Linked DNA regions of Homo sapiens: region 1 is linked to region 2. A link is a loop called in an ENCODE intact Hi-C map of the cell type or tissue named here. Cell type or tissue: heart right ventricle. All regions are shown on one strand. Each heading gives the region's core, and the rest is flanking DNA. Links, peaks and the distances in the headings are about the cores only.

Region 1 (5,384 bases), core at 131-5,130, 99 kb after region 2:
CTGCCCTCTAGAATAAAAGCATTTCATCTATCTCTTTCCCCCATACCCCCAAAAAACTTGGCTCAAATGTCATATATTTCAAGAAGCCTTTCTTAACACTCTCTTCCCTCCGTTAGTGGTCTGATCATGACTCCTCACATATCTAGAAAACCACCTCCCTCACAAAGGGTCTGTAAGTCCCTTGAGAATAAAAATCATTTTTCATTAGTCTTTGTAACTAGACTTTAGTACAGTGACTGGCATGGTTCCTGAAACAAAAGCCATTTCCAATAAATGGCTAACGGAAATCAGACATGTGCATATGTTGTGTCTTTGCCATGGTAATCATTTTCCCAGCCTCTGTGCCATCCTCCAATATAGCTCTTTTCTCAGCATCTAAGATTCTGTTGTTGGCAGTGTGATATTCTCAAATAGCCATAACCAAAACTTTAGTCATCTATGAATTCTCCCTCACTCTCAACCTCCTTGTCCAAGAAGCTATTGCGACCTCTTCATTTGATCTCTGCAATTTTATCTCCAACCATTTTATCCTTTCTGCCTTCCCTTGCCATGGCTTTAATTTGCTTCCTCATTATTTCACACTTGACCATTAGCACAGCCTCCTCATCTTCTACAAAATAGCCCTAGTTTCCATATAGTGAGCTTCTTGAAGTCAGAAGATTTATTCCTTACCATATTCCTAGCATATTGCACAGGACTCAAAATTGTCTTTTGAATAAAAATGTGAATTCCCACCCATCATATACACTGTCTACAGAAAAAAAAAAAAAAAACTCTTCAGGATAACTTCTAATCATGTCCTTTACCTATTCAAACATTTTCTGTGTCTTCCATTAATTACTGAATGTAGCAGATGCTGTTGGTGCCTGGGTCCACCTCCCCTCAGCCTGCGTTCACCTACAACATGAGCTCCCAAGACAGTTTCCCACTTCAAAGGCGTGTGTCTCTTTTCTATTCTTCCTAAAAGTTTTCTCCAGCATCAAGGGAGCTTGTTTTACAAAAGGTATAACCCAGAAGTTGGGAAAAGTCAACACTGCTGAGGGCAACCTCAACCAATAGGGGTTGGGAATCACTTGCTGAATTCCTCAGTCTCCTTATCTCCGGTAGATGGATTCTAAAGTGTGTTTCTCCATTTCTCAGGGGGCCCAGCAGGGCTGAGCTCCCATTGCTCACAGCAGCAAATCACTCATTTAACAAATGTTTCATTGGTTTCTCCCTTCCCTATCTCACTTCCCCTACTTCTTCCCTTTTGTGCCCCCAGAGATGGCCTTCCAAATAAACTATCTGAACCAAACAATGACATGAACAAAATCTAAACTTCCTGGCCTATCATTCAAAGTACCCCAATAGCTTGATTCTAATCTATATTTTCAGGTTACGTCATCTTACACATAATCTTACACAGAGTCCACCCTCTGGCCAACTGGAAGCCTTGTTGATCCCCAAACCATCTCACTCCAAGTTATAATTATTCTGTAGTTTCATTCACTTAGAATGACACCACTATGATTAGCTTAGACCAGTGGAGCTTCCCTCCCTAGTATGGGGAGGGACCCAGCCGATACAACCTCTCAGAGGAGGGTGACTGCAGTGAAGTCCTGTGAGCAAAAGAAAGTACAGGCTATAGCTGATGGATTGATGGCCAATAGCGTCTCTGCCACAAACAGGTAGCAGGAATGTAAAACATAAAGAAAATAGGTGCTCACAAATTCAACACAAAGTGCTGGAGACGTACTGGTGAGCTGAGGTGAGTCCTCTGAAATTTACTCCAGCAACAGACACTTTTTTACACACCCATCCCCAGCCATCAGTCCCTGATCCCTGCCATAGGCTCTCCCCATGCTGGCCCATACCACGCCCAAAGGAACACATATAGAGATATGGCCAGGCCCTCTAGGCCTGTGCTGTGACTGCTCTGCCAGAACAAAGATCACAGACTTACCACTCCCTGTTTTTAAGAGGTTGCCAACCCTTGCTCTTGCAAAGCCGTAAGCTCTAGCTTCAGTTCAGCGACCCGCCCCCTGTGTTTTGCCAGGCACATGGATTTCTGTGCAACCTGGATGCAGAGAGTTTCCAAATGTCTAGAGCTGTGAGATGTTAATCAAACGTCCACTTGAAGTGCTTTGGAAGCACTTCTGCTTTTTGGGTTATTGATGTGCTCATGTTGTATTAAGATATATTTCTGGTGCAATCATGAATTCACTTCAAGACATATTAAAGAAGGATTTTTTCCTAGCTGCTTACTTCAGAACATTGGTCCCTACAGACCAGGTATTTTTCACAGCTCCTTAGAGGCCCATAAAAAGTGATGGAAAAATGCAGCTGGGCATCTCATGTGGAAATCAAACCTACTGGAATTCCATCTGCATATCTGCCTTAACTTAGCTTGGTTATTGGTTCTTCTGAATTGTTCACTGCATACCTCTCCCCAACTTGTTTCCATCTCAAGGGAGGAGAAGCAATGGGAATTTTCGATCACATTATTCTCCAAGAAAGATGTTTGTGCCCCCAGATAATGGACATTTCCCTCCACAGAGCATGTCACACTCAGGAGAAGTGTTCAAGTGCATTTTCTATGGGCACAAATGGCAACCTGTCCTGGAGACACTCACAGAGAGATTGCATGGCCGCTGCATTTGAAAGCATGGACTCCCATCCCTGACCTGCCACTTCTCCCTAGCGGTGACCTTAGACAAGCTGCTCGGACCATCTGGGTTCTTTCTCTGATCTGTAGTGGAGTGATCAATCTCCTTCCCTGCATCTGTGTGAACAGTTAAGTGCTTTATAAAAGTAAGCGATTCATATTGGAACCTGTCCTGCAGCTCTGAGTGAACTGTTCTTCCCTAGAGCTGTCAGTTATCAACCTGAAACTAGCTGTCTTCAGATGTGCAAATTAGTTTTTTCTTACTGAAGAGAGTCTGGGGACTTCTTGTTCTTCTCTAGATTTAACATAATTGGGCTTTTACTTGGGCTGCTTATATAAGGAGAAGAGACAACCCCTCAGCTTACGTCATGCCCTATGGAAGTGCCATGACTGTTGGTCCTGTGAAGCCTGAGTTTGCCAATGGATAATCTACTAGATGGCCTGGGTTAATGTTCCTTCCTGCTGACTTAAGCTGAGGAGTAACTTACGCAGGTGTGACATCAAATCATTTGGAGAAAACCCATATTCAATGGGCACCTGGGGTTGGGACAAGTGAGACACAGAGATGGATGCACCCGGAATCAGGAATGAGGCCAGGCATTCACTAGCTTTCAATTATTTCACATCTTAGAGCAATTTTAGATTAAATCAGAAGATGTGACAGTAATCATAGTAATCAGTGTAACACTACAATTTTCTTAAATTTTGTTTTTGAGAGGAGTACCTGGGGAGTACAGAACAGTTTTCACCTAGAATTTTGCTCTATTAGAAGCCAAATATGGTAGTTGATCCTGGAGTTAATATGACCCATTGGAAATTGAAAATTGGAATCTGAAAATTTGAGTGCTGAATAGTCCTTACAGCCTTATCCTCAGCTATAAAAAAAGATCACTTAAGGCAACTTGGCCAACTACTGGGTGATTAAGAGGCTGCAAAGCTAAATGGTAAATTAAGCTTTGTCTTCCTCAATGTTGAACCACCTAACTGGGAAACACTCCTGTGGCATCACTTCCTTCTTCTCTGGGCTGTAGCTGAATTTCCTGACTTGGGAGTTGAAGTTGCCATTCATGACTTGGAGATAAACACTTCAAAACGTCATGGGAAGTACCAGTTTTCTCCAAGAATAGAGCATTTATCACCAACACTTGCCAAATGTTCTCAGGGAACAGAGAGATAGAAATACAGGTGTGGCCATGGATATTCCAGGCCCTTTATTCTATACTCTCATTATCTAAAGGCAGCAACGCCTTTAAAATGACAGAACATACTGGCCGCCAGAATAGAAGGAAACCACTACTCATAATTGCTTGAACAGACTCTAGCATAAAGGACCAGCATTAAGATGAAAATTAGGTGGAGAAACTCCAGGCAGCCATCGTTTTGAAGCAGATCATGGTGGCAGAGATTTGGCAGAAGGAGACTTTCGTGTGACATCATTTTGCTTGTGTGGTTTTACTAATAAGACTTTGATGGGTTCAAGGTTCTAGAAAATACCTAACTCTTGGACTTTACATGGGCCTGAACCCCATCATCAAAGAGCCTGATTTTTACCCATTCTGGTTTCTCTCTCTACCTGTGTGGCAAATACACTTGGTTCACCATATGCCATATTCATAGATAATCACAAGACTCTAAAGAAATGACACAGCAAATTATGTAATTGCCCAGAAGTTTCCTTGCCTGGTTTTTGGTTGTTTTGTTTTGTTTTTTAGTTCCTGAACACATAGATAAGAGCTAATTTGTATACGTGTACTATACAACATTAATACAATTTACCATGTAGGTTAATCCAGAACCTGCCACATAGTAGCAGCTCAGTGCATATTTGTTAAATGAAATAAATACTCGTAGGATTCAGCAGGAAGAGAAATCCAGAACAGTTAAGAATGGAGAAAATTGCTCACTAATACATGGTGGGTAAATACAGGACTTCCCTGGAACCAGACTTCCTGAGTGAGAATCCCAGCTTTACCAACTGAATCTCTCTGTCCTTGGGCAAACCCCATAATTTCTCTGTGCAAATGATAATTTTCAAAATGGAATTTTTAGAAAACATAAAATCCTTTATTTTTTAACTCTTTGTGTGAGTTAAAAATGAATGTTATGACCCTCAAAGGGCATCTGAGGAGTAAGGATATTTACAGAAAATTTAACAGAGAAATATTAGGATAAGATTGCCAGGTTAGATATAATCTGGGTAATGTCCAACATGCCATAAATCACTGAGGTTCTCGGTTTCCCTGATGATAAATTATTTGTAAATCTGCTGGACCAAAGTCTTCAAATTAACAAGTGACTTCCTTAAGCCTTGGAACTTTAATCAAAGTTGAGTGATGAGGTAAATCAAGGACATTATTCAAGAAAATCCTTGAGTGGCCTTTTCTCTCCTATGATATTGAAAGAACATGTCTCTCACCTTTTAGCCTTCGTTTCAAGTTTTGGATAATTTTTCTGGCATCACCTTCCTTATTATGAGGATAAAATGGGTTAACATAACAAAAAGTCCTTAAAACAGTGCCTGGCGTTTACTTAGTAAATGCTGTACTGACTATGAGTTTTCCTGGTGAGGTCAGGCCTGCTTAATAATGCCCAGGAGGGGATTTAAAACACAAAGCTCAGAAATGTTACTGTTAGCATTACTTCTCCAATCAACAGGGACCTCCCACTGTTAAATCAGAAGAGAAATGAATAACATTGTCTGCATTCTCTGTTGTAATTACTAACATTTAAAGTAGCATTT
Region 2 (5,384 bases), core at 82-5,081:
GCCTCTGAGATGTAAGCATTGGAAACATTACAGTCAGATAGTGAAAAGTTTGCTAATCTGACAAGGAACCAATGTTCATTAAACTCTTCAATGTGCATTTTTATAGGGTGTGGCCAAACCCGAGTTAGATAAGTGCAGATGTCACTAGCTACAGGTTCATTTGAACTCCACAGTTCAATTCCCGCCCCCCACCTCACTTCCCCTCTCCCTCTCTCTTTCTCATCCTCTACATTTCCTTTGTGCTTTTGGAATTCTCCTTTTTGTTACAAATAGGTACACAAGTAAAAAATTCAGGGGTTCAGTGGAAACAAACAAGTTTTAAAGTAGAATTTACAATGAGATGCCTGATGAACAATGGTCTATTCGCATAGCTGAAAGCTCTACTCACAAATCTCTTTCCCTTTTAGATTTGTGAGGAACAAGGGATTGTATTCTCTGCACGGGATTTTGCTTCTGGGCTAGGGTTGACTGCAAGTTTATTGGAGTGAGCACTATGTTTTGTTTTGTTTTTACCATAAGGGACTTCTGCAAAGAGCCCCAGTGCTCATCATGTGCTGTGAGAAAAATGGAGAGGGTTTGCAGAACAGTTCTTTCTCTTTGTTCAAAATTAGGTTCAAGCTGAGAACCACTGTGGATATTTCAAGTTCTGTTTTGGATAAAATAAGCAGACGTGTTTGAATTAATTAACTTTGTAAGGCAACTCAGCACCGAGACTGAATTAGTGCTGATGGAAGGAGCACTGTTTCAGGAGTCCCAATACTTCTGTCCCAGCCTTGGCCTTGCCACAAAATCTTCATAGGACTATGGGAAAATACCCATCATTTCTGTGCTGTGGTTCCCCAATTACATAAATTCAGAGATACTTACAGTTCTAGAAGAATGATGCTATAGATACTGCAGTCTGCCTTTGTTATGGTAACAGGAAGACTGAGGTGAGCCTATGCCAATCCTTTCCTCCGCAAACCAGTTACCATCAATCATGCATTTCTTGGAGACCCCTGGGACCTACCCTCAAGCACCCTACATAGTAGATCCTACAATATTTTGTGGCTTAGATTTTATGTATGGGTCTGCTTCCCCATGGGCTTCTTAAAAACAGATCCTATTTCTTATTCATCTGTGTTGTTCCTGAAGTGCCAGTACTATGCTTGGCTAGGTACTGGATGCTTGATAAATACATGAAATAAAAGTGTACCTGATATCAGAAGGCTGGCTAGTAGCAGGGCGGGGTCAAGAATTCAGGTTTCTTTACTTCCACATCAGTCTTTCTCATGCTTGACCTCTCCCTTCCCTTAAAAATAAAGATAAAGATAAAGATAAAGTGTAATACCATGTGCCAGAAGTTCTTGGGCACTAGAGATGCTGGTGCAGAAAGAGATGACTGGTGTCCTCATCCTTTGCTCAAGATTGTTCTGCTTTTTCAGTCTCTTTGTCCTTAATGATGATTTATTCTCATAACATGTTTGTCTTCTTTCTCTCTCAAGAACCTCTGCTTAGAGTGGTCCAAGGAAGACTATATTGCAATGGGTCCCAGAGCACTTTGTAGGAGCTTTGATGCCAATATCAAAAGCCCAAGATGTCCACTATCTTAGATGAAGGCTAACATCTGCTCTCCAAGATGGAACCCTCACATGCTGCCATAAATAAGGCAGAGCACCTCATGCCTCTGAATTAGACACAAGGCACCAAGAGGCAAGTGCCTGGGGCTGTCGCCCAGGTCATCTATGCTTGACACTGCTCAGCCTGCTTACAAATAGGGTTCTTGCTATAGCAATCAAAATAACCACACAAGGCAAGTAAAAGGCACAGACCAGAGTCTGGGGAGGTTCTGAGTGGGGCTGATTTTAGCACACAGAAGGGAATGAGACAACCACAGCCACCGCAATGGGCCGGGAGGAAGGAAGGCTACTGTGGGTCACCAAGAGAAACACTTCCTTCCATTGTCTGGCTATACAGGCTCAGATGAAAATAAAAATAGGTGGACATTGAAGATATGCATGTGTACATCTTGAGCCAGACTCACACAGAGAATCCACTGGGGCTGGAGGCCATAAAGAAATAATTCAGGGCATTTTGGCCCAGTGAAAATGGGACTTAAGAAGCCATGTACAAGTCAAAGACCCAAGGAGGTGGGCGGATTAAACCCTAAGCATGCTCTAAGACATCTGGAGAAGAGTTTCACAGTCCATGGGTCTCAGGTTCTCAGCCTGAGAACCATATAATAAAAATAGTGTGGTAGAAGACACGGGGCAAAGCATGGGGGCACTATCAAATACTCTTTCATAAATGCTGGCAAAAAATGGAAAGCCATGTTTCTAAAAGATTCTCAAACTCTTACCCTATTTCCCTAAGATTTGTTGATAGTCCAGAGAGGGCTATTAAGGGATCTTGCATTCTTCTCAGGCACTTTTTTTCTTCCAGTTAAAAAAAAATTGTATCTTGGAAAATATCAACTATGAATACAAAAATATGCGTAGTAGTTGAATGTATCCCTGTGTACCCACCAATCACCTTCAACAATGATCAACTCACAGCCAATCTTACTTCATCTGGACCCACTGTCTCACTCCCATATTATTTGGAAACAAATTACAGATAATATGTAATTTTATCTAAAATGTTTCATATTGTATTTTTAAAAAATAAGGACTCTTTATAGAAACATAACTATCCATTCTGAAGCTTAGAAAGTTAGAATTCTGTCTTGCCATCAAATAGCCAGTAAATGTTCAAATTTCCAGCCTTTTACATCTAATCATGTCTTCCTCATGGTTCCCTTCAGACCTGCTTTACGCCCATCCAGAGAAAAAAACCAAAGCAGACTTATACAAGCAAAGAAGCTCTGATACCCTGGCCCTTTGGTTTCCACTCTATAGTAATGTAACAAACACATGATATGCCAGGAACAGAGAGCTGACCCCCAAATTGCAGGCAAGCACACTGGCAACATAAAGAGAAAGTAACTGACAAATCTCTAATTCTGGAAGACGCCCAGAGCAGCTGGGCCTGAAGCCAGGAGCTTAACAAGTTTCCATTGTTATTGGCAGCTGACAAATTTAGAAGCAGACAGGGGAACTTCTTATCATGGGGAATTTTGTTAGCTGAGGCTATATGCGTTTAAAAAGCACAATCAACCTGTAGTGAGTTGAGGGATTAAACATGATTTTTCTCAACTTAAATGACCCCTCTCCCTAAATTAAGCTGCCTATTTAGCGCCCTTAATAAATACATAGATAATTTAAACCATGTGGCAGCAAATTGAACACACGGGCTTTTTGAACTATGTATTTTCTTTCTCATGTTGGAACACTTCCCTCGAGAAAAATCTCAGGTCTCATGATTATGGAAAAGAAAGATCTGTGTATCTTTCTGATTAAGCGTCTCAGGATACACACATACATGTTGATCAAGTGTTTTCTTCTTTCTTGGCTAAAGTGAAGCATATGCTTCTGAGAAAAGTGTTCCATCGACACTTCTTTGGCGGCTGCCTGGTCTATTTGTCAACAAAACAAAATGTGAAAGGGTTTTATTTCTATAAAAGTAATTACATTTCAAAGCAGCTTGTCATTATATACCATGTGGCATTACATTGAACCAAGATACAATTTTCTGCCTGATTGTTAGAAGTAACAATCTGTATTCACAAGTCAGTAAAATACTCAAATGTGTATCTTCTCTGTTGCTTGATTGGGAAAAATAATACTCCCAGCTTGAACACCTTGAGGTTGGGACCACATGATTGGACATGCTGGTTTTAGGATCTCTGTATTAATCTACTGATTCAAAATACAGCTCCCACCAAAAACAAATCACTATTTACTTTAATATTAGGAATCTTGATTTTGAGCCAAAAAAGGTTCAAAAAGTGACAAAGGTTTTTAAAAATGATTTCTGTATGATTTTCCCCTCTCTTTTAAATAAATGAGTGCCTCAACTTTTAGCTACATTACAACTTGCTTTTGCCTCTTTCATGTGTGTCCCAAAAATGTTCATAAGCACTTCAGTGTTCATGGGCCCGTGAGACTCATCTGGTCTCCTCATCTTCTCTGTGGTTAGAGTACTTTCTGAGACAGTTCTCACCACAGATTCTCAGAGATAAAGTCTGCAGCTTCTTTTTGGTTCCCTGCTTTTAACCTCTCCGTTATTAAGCAAAGAGTCTTAAACAAAATTCCGTAATAGAACACATCTTTTTCATTTTCACCCCCAAATCTTTTTTTCCAACTTTTACTTTAGATACAGTGGATACATGTGCAGTTTTCTTAGACGGGTATATTGCGCTCAGGTAGTCAGCATAGTACCCAGTAGGTACTTTTTCTACCCATACCACCCTCAATTCCTCCTCCCTCTAGTAGTCCATAGTGTCTATTGTTCCCATGTTTATGTCTGTGGGTGCTCAATGTTGCGCTCTCTCCTATAAGTGAGAACTGGGGTATTGGTTTTCTGTTCCTGCATTAATTCACTTAGGATTATGGCCTCCAACTCCATCCATGTTGCTGCAAAGAACATGATTTCATTCTTTTTTTATGGTTGCATAGTATTCCATGGAATATGTGTACCGCAATTGCTTTAGTCAATCCACCACTGATGGGCAACTAGGTTGATTCCATGTCTTTGCTATTGTGAATAGCATGGCAATGAATATACGAGTGCATATGTCTTTTTGGTAGAATGATCTATTTTAATAGATCTTGAACTTCCAATTTCAAACTACACTGACTTTCTCTTGCTACAAATGCAAACAGAGCATCCTATGGGTAGGCCTTTCTTGGCTTGTGCAAAAGGACATCCAAGACATTTTTTAAAAAGGTGATTCAGTCGCCCCAGAAGGGGGGAAATAGTCACATTGGCAGATTTTGTCTGGTTAAAACTTTGTTTTGTCTTGGAAGATAGACATTGAAAAACAAGTCTTGAAGGCCAGATTTCGCCAGGATGAGAAGGCCTAATTGTCTGAGAGAACATTGGCCTTTTGAGCCCATTAAGGAGAAACATGCCATGGAGCAAGTGCCCCGCTTTGAATTAGTTTTCAGAATGTCCACTGCCTGACTTCTCTATGACAGACTGTCTGATGTCAGGAATCAATGGTATCGTTTGAAGGAGCCGGTCTTTTAGACAGAGGCATGTGAACTTCTTAGGGAGCCTTTATACTGTATTAGTTTGTAAATCTAAATATTGCATGCAGCTCTTGGTTCAACAATGCTCCTCTTTTTCTAATAATTTGCTGAAACTAATTGAATACAGGACACAGCTCACTGGTGGGCAAGTGAAGATGTTTTAGTTAGCTTCTAAGGCAACATATAGCTAAAGAAAGCAAAACTGCCTGGCCTAGGATTTAATGAGGTGATTAACTTAGTGTATGTCTCTACAAAGGATTATTTCACTGCCAA

Evidence for each region. A loop is a pair of places that touch in the nucleus more often than their neighbours do. Peaks named below come from ENCODE experiments on the same cell type or tissue, not always from the same donor. Only the 100,000 strongest peaks of a DNase experiment are listed, where the experiment ranks them.
Region 1: it touches region 2 in a loop (1.9-fold over the local background); 8 of 110 quality-filtered maps call a loop at or near these places.

Annotation. Positions count from the first base shown.
Region 1 is chr13:50,782,018-50,787,401 of GRCh38, forward strand. It overlaps a transcript of DLEU7 not described here. Among named protein-coding and RNA genes, the nearest start is that of DLEU7-AS1, 23 kb to the right of the region's middle. In heart right ventricle, for the core only: no CTCF peak of the experiment used is centred there; no DNase peak of the experiment used is centred there.
Region 2 is chr13:50,682,711-50,688,094 of GRCh38, forward strand. LOC107984568 (a long non-coding RNA gene) reads right to left here. Exons shown (of 3, transcript XR_001750074.2): 3 at 1,011-1,291. Among named protein-coding and RNA genes, the nearest start is that of DLEU7-AS1, 120 kb to the right of the region's middle. In heart right ventricle, for the core only: no CTCF peak of the experiment used is centred there; DNase peaks (open chromatin) are centred at 1,841 and 2,991; H3K27ac peaks cover 4,392 bases.